2 separate regions of the Homo sapiens genome follow, and region 1 is linked to region 2. Evidence: chromatin contacts called from ENCODE Hi-C or POLR2A ChIA-PET data. All regions are on one chromosome and are shown on one strand. The core of a region is the stretch at or near the end of the contact, and the rest is flanking DNA. Distances in the headings are between cores, read along the strand shown.

Evidence for each region. Hi-C counts contacts between places; a loop is a spot of excess contacts on that map. ChIA-PET counts read pairs that join two places held with the same protein, here RNA polymerase II (POLR2A). Pooled maps may share reads with other maps.
Region 1: a pooled map shows a loop between it and region 2 (3-fold over the local background). The contact joins the promoter of P4HA2 here to the enhancer-like site in region 2. A Hi-C loop is called at or near these places in 6 of 37 single-sample maps with no recorded cell type and 7 of 50 pooled maps. POLR2A ChIA-PET finds 5 or more read pairs at or near these places in 4 of 52 experiments (OCI-LY7, PC-3, activated CD4-positive, alpha-beta T cell and 1 more).

Annotation. Positions count from the first base shown.
Region 1 is chr5:132,225,750-132,232,432 of GRCh38, reverse strand. It overlaps P4HA2 (prolyl 4-hydroxylase subunit alpha 2), which reads left to right and starts at 4,580. Exons shown (of 15, transcript NM_001017974.2): 1 at 4,580-4,643. RefSeq lists silencers at 4,234-4,463, 4,604-4,863.
Region 2 is chr5:132,102,393-132,108,857 of GRCh38, reverse strand. No RefSeq gene overlaps it. Among named protein-coding and RNA genes, the nearest start is that of CSF2, 32 kb to the right of the region's middle. RefSeq lists enhancers at 5,010-5,389, 5,168-5,462. Within about 2 kb of position 5,102, at least 30 of the 41 ENCODE cell types and tissues checked have a DNase peak (open chromatin) inside an H3K27ac peak, as active enhancers do; they include OCI-LY7 and PC-3, where a contact is called at or near this core.

The sequences.
Region 1 (6,683 bases), core at 3,331-5,830, 120 kb before region 2:
CAGCGAGACAGGGATGTTCTATCTAGGTATGCCTGCTGCAAGGGGGGTCTGGGTATGGAATTTATATGAGATTTTAAGGAATTTGGCTCAGGGTCGGGGCTAGTTTCTTTCAGTGTTTCGGGCGACCATCTAAACACCTTTATCAGTGCCTGGGAATGTTTAAGGCCCCAGCTTGGGCTCAAGCCTACAGGAAAAAACCTTCGGCTGTCTGGGTCATAGAGTGGTCAAGGCATTTGGTATTTGTCAGGAGAGAGAAAAAAGTGAGGGAACCTGGGGGACCCTACATGAGACAATGAGTTCACTTATCAAGTGGTCATAAAGAAAAGGCTGTGACGATGTGGGTCTGGAGTGGACCCAGGCTGGAGATTCAAAACTGAGTGATAGATTTACATGGGTCCAGAAGCCTTTGAGGGCATGGAGGAATGTCAAATGTAGTGGATTAAATGGTGCCCCCCAACCCCACCAAATTGCATTCATGTCCTACTACCTGGATCCTGTGAATGTGACCTTATTTGGAAAAATGGACCTTACAGATATTATTAAGTTACAGGTTATTAAGGGAGCTGTTGCAGTGGTTCCAGGGCCTGCAAGAGTCATCAGCATTCAGGGAGGCTTCAGTGCCAAACCTCCCTGGATTACCTGGGTAGACCTCCCAATCTGCCCTGGATTACCTGGGTAGACGCTACAGCCAATGACAGTTATTTTTATAAGAAACAGAAGGGCAGAAGATGCAGACACCGAGGAGAAGTGCAGGTGAAGATGGGGCAGAGATTCGTGTGATACAGCCACAAGCCAAGGAACTCCTAAGCCACCAGGAGCTGGAAGAGGCAAGGAGGGGTTCGCCCCTAGAGCCTTCAGAGGGAGCACACCCCGGTAACATTTTGATTTTGGACTTCTGGCCTCCAGAACTGTGAGAGAATAAAATTCTGTTGACTTAAGGCACCTAGTTCGTGGTAATTTGTTGTGGCAACCCCAGGAAATGAATAGATCAGGAGCCCAGATGGAGTCTGAGGGCCTTATGTTAAGGGCTGAGTGGTGAAAGTGAGGCTACAAAGGCAGAGGTCAGAAATGGTATCTTCTGGGTGGAGGCAGGTAGAGGAAAAGGAATATAAAAACAAATGAATGGCCACTTCCTGCAAGGCAGGAAGACCAAGGAGACATGATCCTCAGAAGTCCTGCCCCTTCTCAAGGCTGCAGATTTTTTAGGAGGATATCTGACCAATGCTGTGGTCCTGAGCTGCCAGGACTCCAAGACCCTGCGGAGGTCTTACTCATGCCTTTGGAGACTAAATCTTACAGTGTGGAGCAAGGTATTGAGGAGATATCCGTCCATTCAAGGAGTTAGCAAATATTGAGCCCAGTTCGGTGGTGGGAAAATGGCAATGGACAAATGCATGCATGGTTTATGTACTCCCAGACCTCCCAGGCCAGTCGGGGAAGACGTTACCCAAGCGATCATTCAATTCTATCAACGGTGGCAAGTGTTACGAAGCACACGGGGACATGAGAAGCTGTTATGGGAGGTTTTGTGTGTGTGGTTTTTTTTTTTTTTTTTTTGAGACAGTCTTGCTCTTGTCACCCAGGCTGGAGTGCAATGGCACGATCTTGGCTTACGGCAACCTCTGCCTCCTGGGTTCAAGTGATTCTCCCACCTCAGCCTCCCTAGTAGCTGGGATTACAGACACCGCCATCATGCGTGGCTCACTGCAAGCTCTGCCTCCCGGGTTCATGCGATTCTCCTGCCTCAGCCTCCTGAATAGCTGGGACTACAGGCATGCGCCATCACACCCGGCTAATTTTTTGTATTTTTAGTAGAGACGGGGTTTCATCATGTTAGCCAGGATGGTCTTGATCTCCTGAACTCGTGATCCACCCGCCTCGGCCTCCCAAAATGCTGGGATTACAGGCGTGAGCCACCGTGCCTGGCCATGCCCAGCTAATTTTTGTATTGTTGTAGAGACGGGGTTTCACCATGTCGGCCATGCTGGTCTCGAACTCCTGACCTCAGGTGATCCGTCCGCCTCAGCCTTCCAAAGTGCTGGGATTACAGGCATGAGCCACCGTGCCTGGTCTGTTATGGGAGGTTTTGACCTACTCAGGGAAGTAAGGAAAATCTCTCTGCCTCTGAGGGAATCTGAAGGATTCTGAAGGTTTTAATCAGGGAGGGAAAAATTTTTTCTAGACAGAAGGAACAGCATGTATAAAGGTCTGGGGTGGGGAGGGGGAATGGCCAGTTAGAGAGACTGGAGGAAGTTCGATGTGGTTACAGAAGTGAGCAGAGGCCAAACCATGTGGAACCTTATAAACCACTTTTTGATGTTTCTCAAGATCAGGGCAATTTCCCAGCTGCAAGTAATGGGCTCAGATCTGCATTTTGAGATCATCATGGTTGTAGTGAAGGAGAGATGAGAGGGAACAAAAATGGAGGAGCAGCCAGTCAGGAAAGTGTTGCCATCACTCATGTGAAAAAGATGGAGAGAAGTGGGTGGATTAGAGGGAGATTTAGGGGTAAAATTGAACAGACTTGGGATATAGGTAAATAGGGTCTGGGGATGAGGGAGAGGGAGCTGCCAAGTATGACTCCCAGGCTTCTGGTTAGGTAACTGATGGGAAGTATCTCCTTCAGTACAGCAGTGAAGACAGGATGTGTGGAGGGGGAAGATGTAGGGGGAGAACAATAACTCTGTGTTGGACATGTTGCCATTGAGGTGCCTGTGGACACTCAAGTGGGGATGTACACTGAACAGTGAGTTACATGAATCTGGGGTTCAGCAGTAAGGATAAGGGTAAAGAGAGAAATTTGTGTCACCTGCGTGTAAAGAGAAGCGTGAAGTGGAAAGCCTAGACCTGAGTTTTGAGGAACCCCCAACCTTTACTAATAGGGAGAGGATGCTGAAGAAGCTTGAGCAGAGGTGGCCAGAAAGGATGAGGGGAAACCAAGGGAAATCAGTGTTCCAGAGGGGCTGTGGTCATCGCTGGGTGTCAGACACTGCTCAGGGCCCTGGCAGATGAGGTCTGAAGAACAGCCGTTGAAATTGGAGATTGGAGGCTACAGTTTATTGAGACCTGGTTTGGTGCTGTTAGGGAGCTAGAAGGCTGACTGCAGGGCCTGAAGAGTGGGAGAGACAGCTCCTTTAGGGCCTGAAGAGTGGGAGAGATGTGAGGATGGGGAGACAGCTCTTTCAAGAAATTCCGCTGCGGTTGAGAACAGAGACACTCAGTGGGGTCGAATGAGGGTTTTGTTCCCATAGTAGAGGCTTGAACACATTTACAGGCCAATGGGAAAGATCCAGTTGAGAGCGGGTAGTTGAGCCTTCAGGAGAGAAAAGGGATGTTCCATGGGGCAAACTCCTGAGAAGGGGGAGGAGATGGAAGGAAGCTTCTGTGGATGTAGCAGATGCAGGAGGGTTTGTGTAGTTTTAGCCGGGCTCGAGCCGGTGGCTGACGCAGGCAGGAACAATGGCTCACCCATGTTTTATGTGTATTTCCGTGTGCGTGCTCCTGCTTTCCCCAGGTCTGGGCCGCCTGCCTGGCCCGTGTGCCGTAGGGAATATCCACACTGGGCCTGGGCGGAGGCTGGGCATCTCCCGCTCTGGGCTTGCTCCCTGATGAGATTCTCAGACCGTGCTTCCCCTCATTCATGAGAGGAAGGTTCACAGAGCAGGCGTGGGAACCTGCCTGGCCGCCAGGGCCTCCTCCCGCTCAGGCTGAGGTTTGCTGCATCTCTGTCCTTATTCCCTTCCAGACTGGATTGGCTGAACCAGGTGTCCACTCTTTTTGGCCCATGGCATAAAGAAGGGTTTGGGCAACCCAGTGTGCCCCAGGTTGTTACCGCCCCCCCGCCTCCGCCCCCACCCAGCCTTTGATGGGCCCCCTTCTCATCAATCCATCACCCCTGCACATGCCACCAGGACTGCCTGGACCAGAGCCCGGGACTCTCTGAAACCCACTGAGAGCTCGGCCCTGGGAATGGGCCTCCCAATCTCGGTCTCCAGGGGGTGGGCCCCAGGTCCCTAGTCTTCCTCAGGGTCTTCTCCACTGTTCTGCCTCCTCTCCTGATACCCAGTTCCTAGCCGGGGTGACCCCAGCCTCCCGTAACAGCCTCCTTGTGGTGGTGCTGGGAAGAAGGGGCCCGTGTACCCGGCAGGGCCCCCCAGGCAATGGGCATGAGCGCAGGCAGGGAAATCCGTCAGCCTCCAGGGACGCTCTCCCTACAGCCCCGGCGAGGGGATCGGGTCGTGGCGACCTCTCCAGACGCCCAGGGGCTGGGCAGGAGGGCGGGCCAAGGCCCGCAGGTGGGGGCGCCAAAGCCAGGCGGGCGCGGAGTACGTGCGGTGGGCTGCGGGCGGCATGAAGGGCGCGGGCGGCCAGCTCCGGCTCCGGCTCCGGCTCCGGCTCCCGCGAGGCCGGGTAGCCTGGGCGTTCCCAGGGGTCGCAGAGGACGGCGAACCCCGGCGGAGCCACCGGAGCTGGGGACCAGGACGCAGGCAGGCGTGTGGAGCGTGAGGTGGGGACGTGGCGGCGGCTCAAGTGGGCGGAGCCCCGGCAGCGGCCCGAGGCGGAGTCGCCAAGGGAGGAGGCGCCGAGCTGACCGGGCGACGCCGCGGGAGGTTCTGGAAACGCCGGGAGCTGCGAGTGTCCAGGTGAGCGCCCCGCCCGCTCAGCCGCCAGATCAACCTTAGCGCTGGGGCGCGGGCTGGGGTCGCCAGGCGGTGCGTTCTGCCCGCGCGGGGCTGAGAGTTAGGGGCCGGGGCCGGATCCGGGGCCGGGGGTCGCGCCGCTAGCCGCCAGCAGCGCAGTCCGGGCCGCCACCCTGCACCCTCCGCCCTGTTTCTGCACCCGTCTGGGTTCTTGTGCCGCCGCCCGCAAGCCTTCCCGAGCTCAGGGTGGTGAGGTCAGCGGCGCCCTTCGTGCAGTTCCCTCGGCTGTCGGGCGGGGCTGGGAACTTGGCCGCTCTTCCCTGTCAGGCTCCCGGGAAGTGGCGGCCTGACCCCGGGCTGCCGGCTGTTGGGAGCGGGGGCGCGGCGTCCGCCTGGCCCTGAGGGGCCTCTTCATATTGGCTAAGCCCGTTCTGCACCCTCCCAAGGGCTGGGAGTCCTAGGTCTTGTCCGGGCAGGGTCCAGCTTGGAGCCCATTAGATGGGCCATTGGATCAGAAAGTCTTTTCTCCCCCAGACATCCTTGTGGAACCAGCGTTGTTTTTCCTTGGCAGCTGCGGAGACCCGTGATAATTCGTTAACTAATTCAACAAACGGGACCCTTCTGTGTGCCAGAAACCGCAAGCAGTTGCTAACCCAGTGGGACAGGCGGATTGGAAGAGCGGGAAGGTCCTGGCCCAGAGCAGTGTGGTGAGCGCTGTGCTGGAAGGGAATGCGGGCAGTGGGTACTTGGTAGAGCACTGACTGCCTCCGGCCAGAGGACTTCCCGGAGGAGGTGACCCATGAGCTGGAGTGGTCAGAGGAAGGCTGGCAAAAGGGCATCGTGGACAGAGGAACAGCCTATGTGAGTGGGAGCAGAGACCTTGGCCAATGCCATTCCTTATGGCCTTGTAGTGGAAGCAAGGTGATGGGGAAGGAACACTGTAGGGGATAGCTGTCCACGGACGCTGTCTACAAGACCCTGGAGTGAGATAACGTGCCTGGTACTGTGCCCTGCATGTGTAAGATGCCCAGTTGACCTTCGCAGCAGGAGCCTGGATCAGGGCACTTCCTGCCTCAGGTATTGCTGGACAGCCCAGGTGGGTCCCTGGCCTTTGTATTCTATTTGACTTTAAGATGGTGCAGGAGAATACAAAAAACTATCCGGGCATGGTGGCGCGCGCCTGTAGTCCCAGCTACTCGGGAGGCTAAGGCAGGAGAATCGCTTGAACCTGGGAGGCAGAGGTTGCAGTGAGCCAAGATCGTGCCACTGCACTCCAGCCTGGGAGACAGAGCGAGACTCCATCTTAAAAAAAAAATAAAAAAGAGAGATGGTGCAGGAGAGCATTGGGATCCCTCCCAAGACTGTGACTGTTGTCTTTTGCTGTAGAGTGACACCCGAGATTTGTGCTTCTTGATAATAGACTACCTGGGGCCTCACAGCCCCAGCCCTCTTGTAGGAAATCCTGTCCTAGGAGCAAGGGCTGGAGTCCGTTACGTTGTAGCTTGGGGCATTCTTAAATGTCCCAGACTTTGTGGAGATCCATTGTCCACCTAAGAATTTATAGGATGTTTTTGGGGTCTGCTGCTTGTTCTCAGCCTGTGTCTCATCTGACATTAGGTTCCATAATTTAGTCTCTGTTAAATGAACTAGGATTTCCTTTGGCTTGTACTTAAACTGCCCCTGAGGTGTCCAAGGTGCAGCCTCTCACTGTGGTTCTGGGCCTCAGCGCCCAGTCTCTCTGGTTGCTTCTCCCCACTCACAGAATGTTTGGTCTTTGAATTCTTTTCTTTTAGGGCCTCCTTGTTCTTACACAGCCGAGTGTCCACTGTGTGGCCCAGCCAATGAAGCCACGTAGCAAGGATGGAGTGAGTTGGCTGGGGGCCTCATCCCAAAGATGCTGTCATACTGGATCACCCTAGTTCTCTGAGAGCTCAGCAGGCAGACTTGGTGACAGCTTAGCTGAGGCATTGTCTGTGGCATGTGATAGGCCCTTGTATCCTGTCGAAAGCTCTGCATTGGGGTACTCTAGACAGTGCTTACTTA
Region 2 (6,465 bases), core at 3,853-6,352:
TTTCTCCACATCCTCTCCAGCACCTGTTGTTTCCTGACTTTTTAATGATCACCATTCTAACTGGTGTGAGATGGTATCTCATTGTGGTTTTGATTTGCATTTCTCTGATGCCAGTGATGATGAGCATTTTTCATGTGTCTTTTGGCTGTGTAAATATCTTCTTTTGAGAAGTGTCTGTTCATATCCTTCGCCCACTTTTTGATGGGTTTTTTTTCTTGTAAATTTGAGTTCATTGTAGATTCTGGATATTAGCCCTTTGTCAGATGAATAGATTGCAAAAATTTTCTCCCATTCTGTAGGTTGCCTGTTCACTCTGATGGTAGTTTCTTTTGCTGTGCAGAAGCTCTTTAGTTTAATTAGATCCCATTTGTCAATTTTGGCTTTTGTTGCCATTGCTTTTGGTGTTTTAGACATGAAGTCCTTGCCCATGTCTATGTCCTGAATGGTATTGCCTAGGTTTTCTTCTAGGGTTTTTATGGTTTCAGGTCTAACATGTAAGTCTTTAATCCATCTTGAATTAATTTTTGTATAAGGTGTAAGGAAGGGATCCAGTTTCAGCTTTCTACATATGGCTAGCCAGTTTTCCCAGCACCATTTATTAAATAGGGAATCGTTTCCCCATTTCTTGTTTTTGTCAGGTTTGTCAAAGATCAGGTCGTTGTAGATATGCGGCATTATTTCTGAGGGCTCTGTTCGGTTCCATTGGTCTATATCTCTGTTTTGGTACCAGTACCATGCTGTTTTGGTTACTGTAGCCTTGTAGTATAGTTAGAAGTGAGGTAGCATGATGCTCCAGCTTTGTTTTTTTGGCTTAGGATTGACTCTGCAATGTGGGCTCTTTTTTGGTTCCATATGAACTTGAAAGTAGTTTTTTCCAATTCTGTGAAGAAAGTCATTGGTAGCTTGATGGGGATGGCATTGAATCTATAAATTACCTTGGGCAGTATGGCCATTTTCATGATATTGGTTCTTCCTACCCATGAGCATGGAATGTTCTTCCGTTTGTTTGTATCCTCTTTTATTTCATTGAGCAGTGGTTAGTAGTTCTCCTTGAAGAGGTCCTTCATGTCCCTTGTAAGTTGGATTCCTAGGTATTTTATTCTCTTTGAAGCAATTGTGAATGGGAGTTCACTCATTGTTTGGCTCTCTGTTTGTGTGTTATTGGTGTATAAGAATGCTTGTGATTTTTGTACATTGATTTTGTATCCTGAGACTTTGCTGAAGTTGCTTATCAGCTTAAGGAGATTTTGGGCTGAGACAATGGGGTTTTCTAGATATACAATCATGTCACCTGCAAACAGGGACAATTTCACTTCCTCTTTTCCTAAATGAATACCCTTTATTTCCTTCTCCTGCCTGATTGCCCTGGCCAGAACTTCCAACACTATGTTGAATAGGAGTGGTGAGAGAGGGCATCCCTGTCTTGTGCCAGTTTTCAAAGGGAATGCTTCCAGTTTTTGCCCATTCAGTATGATATTAGCTGTGGGTTTGTCATAGATAGCTCTTATTATTTTGAGATATGTCCCATCAATACCTAATTTATTGAGAGTTTTTAGCATGAAGGGTTGTTGAATTTTGTCAAAGGCCTTTTCTGCATCTGTTGAGATAATCATATTGTTTTTGTCATTGGTTCTGTTTATATGCTGGATTACATTTATTGATTTTCATATGTTGAACCAGCCTTGCATCCTAGGGATGAAGCCCACTTGATCATGGTGGATAAGCTTTTTGATGTGCTACTGGATTTGATTTGCCAGTATTTTATTGAGGATTTTTGCATCGATGTTCATCAGGGATATTGGTCTAAAATTCTCTTTTTTTGTTGTGTCTCTGCCCGGCTTTGGTATCAGGATGATTCTGGTCTCATAAAATGAGTTAGGGAGGATTCCCTCTTTTTCTATTGATTGGAATAGTTTCAGAAGGAATGGTACCAGCTCCTCCTTGTACCTCTGGTGGAATTCGGCTGTGAATCCATCTGGTCCTGGACTTTTTTTGTTTGGTAAGCTATTAATTACTGCCTCAATTTCAGAGCCTGTTATTGGTCTATTCAGAGATTCAGCTTCTTCCTGGTTTAGTCTTGGGAGAGTTTATGTGTCGAGGAATTTATCCATTTCTTCCAGATTTTCTAGTTTATTTGCATAGAGGTGTTTATAGTATTCTCTCTCTCTTTTTTTTTTTTTTTTTTTTTTGAGACAGAGTCTCACTCTGTCACCCAGGCTGTAGAGCAGTGGTGCAATCTTGGCTCGTTGAAACCTCCACCTCCCAGGTTCAAGCAATTCTTGTGCCTCAGCCTCTGGAGTAGCTGAGATTACAGGCACACACTCCCATGCCCGGATAATTTTTTTTTTTTTTTTTTTTTTTAAGTAGAGATGGGGTTTCACCATGTTGGCCAGGCTGATCTCGAACTCCTGATCTCAAGTGATCTGCCTGTCTCCCAAAGTGCTGGGATTACAAGCATGAGCCACTGCGCCTGGCCGGTTTCTGGTATAATTCTTGATCTTATTAAGGATGCTTCCTAGTAGTCCTAGTAGACAAAGAATTTTTCTCATAAACGGATGTTTCTGTTGAGATGATCATCTTTAGATTAACCAATTATTGTGGAGAAGTACATTGGTAGATTTTCCATAATCAAATTTGCATTCCTGGGAATGACCCTGCTTGATCATGATCTGTTATTCTTTTAATTCAATTTGGTAATGTCTTATTCCTACTGAGTTCTACCTCAGTAAAAATTTTCACCAAAACTGTGCCTAGCCTCCAGGCTGGGTGGCATGTTCCTTCTCTATGCACCGAGAGCACCATGTCTGTCTTTTTCTAATACCTCTCTAGTTTTGTACTTACAATCTGGTATTATAATTACATGTCTCCCTCAGTGGAATATGCCATTGTTGAGAGACAGACTTTTGTCTTCTTCCTAATTGTATCCTCAGTGCCCAGATAAGGCCTGATTTAAAGCAGGCCTTTGGAAAATATGTCTAGTCTGTGCGAAAATGCTTACCATTCCCCTGACAGGGACAAGTGCCAAGTCCCCATACTAGTTTAGCTTTGTGGGCAGAGCCCTGGCCTTGTTGGTCCAGCTTATCATGCAGACAAGAGCCATGTCAATACTGGTGGACCCCGCTTGCTGTGGGAGCTGGAGAGCCAGATATGCTCACAGCTCCTTCTCAGTTACACCTAAGCTGCCTGTGGGGAGCTCAGGACTCTGCATGCGCCTCCACATCTTCAGGCCGAAGATTCTCCATCACTTCCAAGAAAGCACGCTCAAATGTGAAAGCAGATAAATCATTAGCACCCTGTGCTGGGGCTTGTTACTGTTCAACAGGGGTTCTCTTTCTGGGAACCTAAGATACTTCATGTGTACCTTAGCAGCAGCTAATGGGGGTGGATGGAAGTGGTCACCAGGCATTCCAGTCACCCAGGGATGCCTAGGTCCCTTTACCAGGAAGCAGCGAGAGAGGCATAATGGACACAACTCTGTCTTTCTTATAGAAGACACCTGTTTCAGGCCAGGCCTTTATCTTGCTGAAGCTGACCCCACTGAAGGGTCATTGTGCTTTGGTTAGAAAACCACTGCAACCAAAGCCATCCAGTGACAAAGTAGTGGGATCCCTCATACTGGAGCAGGCAGACACCTACTGTCCCAGTAGTCTCATGTCAGAAACAACACTCAACATACATTGTCTTTTGTGCCCAGCTTGGGAGCTGGTCTGTGAGGACTGAGGGATCCCAGGTACCTTGAGTTCTTGTAACCATACAGTGGATGGACACAGACACAGCACCATCCTAGGGCTGGCAGATACTCCATGCTCATCGGTGCCAGCCTGCTCATCAACAGAATCACCCACCTCCATTCTGTCACCCACCAGGTATTTACTGAGACTCTTCTACATGACATGTGCCATTGAGGGTACTGGGAGAATAGCAGCAGACCTATAATACAAAAGCCCCTGCCCTTGAGGGGGGCTACCTGGTTTCCAGGTGCACCCCCAGTTTATCTCATGGTTTAGGTGGCACTATTTATGACTCACCAAGTTTGTGACAGATGATCAGTGTCTTCCTTCTGTGGCTGCAGTTTATCTGTGCACAGATGCTGGCATCCTTCAATCCAGGTCTCAGGTTTGGGTCAGGGCTTAGCTTGAGGCAGTAGGAAGAACAGAGCTCTCTGGATGGTTTAGGCAAGCTTGTCCAACCCATGACTCACAGGCTGTATACTACCCATGACAGCTTTGAATGTGACCCAACATAAATTGGTAAACTTTCCTAAAACATTATGAGATTTTTTGCTTTCTTTTTTTTTTTTTTTTTTTTTTTTTTGCTCATCAGCTATTGTTAGTGTTAGTGAATTTTATGTGTGGCCCAAGACAATTCTTCTTCCAAAGTGGCCCAGGGAAACCAAAAGATTGGACATCTCTGGTTTAGAGATTCAGTTGGTTTCTTCAACTTCAGTTCTTGGTGTACAGGGATGGCCTCTGACTTGCTCCACATCCTCAATCCGGCCACCACCTGGTTTTCTGCACACAGGAAACACTTGGCAATGTTGGCTGAAACAATGAGTGAGAGCCAAGTGCCAAGTGCTGGGCTAACCTCGCTCACAGCCAATTAGGCATAAAGTAACCAGGGCTGTAAGAGAAGTGGAAACAGAGATGCAGATGCTCCAAGGAGGCCAGACACTTGCCCTCCTCTCTTGGTGAGTCCTGTGCTCAGAAGGGGCACAACGGAGACGTGCTTGGGCTGTCCATACGGCAGTCTCTCTGCGGCAGTGGAGAAAGCTCTGGTCTGTGTGTATAGTGTGCATGCAGGGGAGTGTGCATATGTGTGTATATTTGCCTACATGCACATGCATGTTCACATTGGCTCTGGTCCCCACAACAACACCATTATAGGGCCCTGCTTAGCCATCCTTTCTGCAGTGGGTGGGGGGGGTGGGGAAAGGGGTTCCTGACTGCTGTGTCACTTTTGGATAGTCACTGTTTTTTGTGTGCAGCACTCCTACCTCACCTACCCCACCCCTAGAGGCAGGCAGGGTGATGACTGAAGCATCAGGCCTGTGGTTTCTGTAACAGGAAGTGATTTAGATGCTGAAAGCTAATTTTAGATGAAATGATATGGGGTTTTTAAAGAATCTTTCAGGGTTGGTTTCAGGCTCAAGGCTTAGCCCCCTGCTCCTCTTGCCTACAGGGGACAGGCAGTTTCCCATTGTCCTTGTCACTGTCTTGCTGGGTGAACTCATGCCTAGCTGGGCAGGGTTCTTAGGTAGAAAGCCAGTGCTGATTTTTCCTGGATTTCAGAATGTTTAAGTCATTGTTTTTGGCCTTGAACACCAGAGTCCTGTGACTCAGCACAGGCCTGGCTCTAGGCCAAGCAGACACAGGACCTCTTATCCCTGGAAGGGGACTGCCTGGAGGCTCCCAAGGATCTTGTTAGGACAGAGATGTCCACCCTCACCCAGGCTGAGGCCTGGGCCAGAGGTCAGATGAGGCTTCTGGGCCAAAAAAAGTATCATCTTGGGTGGCAGACACTTAGGTGGGGCCTCTTCTCCCAGTTAGCCCTGTCCTGAGCCTCTTAGCAGGGGCGGCTTTCTGACCCAGGTGCCACACTAAGGATCCCATCCTGATTGAGCCCTGTAGATTGGGACTCCTGATAGCAGCAGACACAAAAGAAACTGAGGAGTAGGCACAGAACTCTGAGAGTCCTGTCCTCCTGGTGTCGGGGTCCCACTGGTTGGGGACCTTGGAGCCTCGTGGTTTCTGTCTCTGCCAAGGCCTGAGCACAGGAAATAGAAGGTTGGGCCTCCCTGGTCACCTCTGCAAGGGTCTTCAAAGCCCATTTTAATCTGTTGTCCCATTCCCTAGGTCTTCCACAGCACCCCATACCAGAGAATGCTGCTCCCATTATCAGAGAAGCAGCCAAATATCAGCATGCTAAGAGAGATGTCCCAGGGTTACATAGCTTCACTCAGGCAGCATTGGAGCCAGCCAGGCCAGGAGCTTACCCTGTCCCATACTACCGATGGGATGCCCAGCATTCAGGGAAAAGAGCTCACTCTGCATATCTCATCTAGACAGCAGCCAGCCTCATGAACCCCTACCACAAACCTGGGACCTCTGGAAAGCCAAGTATAAGTCTCTGCCAGTTCTTAGTCCACCCTTGTTCTGCTTTGTGGTGAGGTATAGCTTGGGAGATGAGGCGAGGCCTATAGGTCTTGGTTGGTACACAAGAAGAAACACTTCTGCCTAGAGAGGCTGTCGACAGACATTTCCAGGGACACACAGCAGACAGCCTTCATGGCCTTCATGACCAGTCGGTCCCTTGTGGAAGACAAGTAGGACAGGACAGATGATTAGCCCAGAGCCAAAACTGAGCTCAAACCGCAGAAGAGGAGAGCATTCTCACAAAAGCTCCAGTGTTTGCAGCACAATGACGGAGGTAGATGGTGTGAGCTAAGCCCTGTTTTGAGAGTTCCAT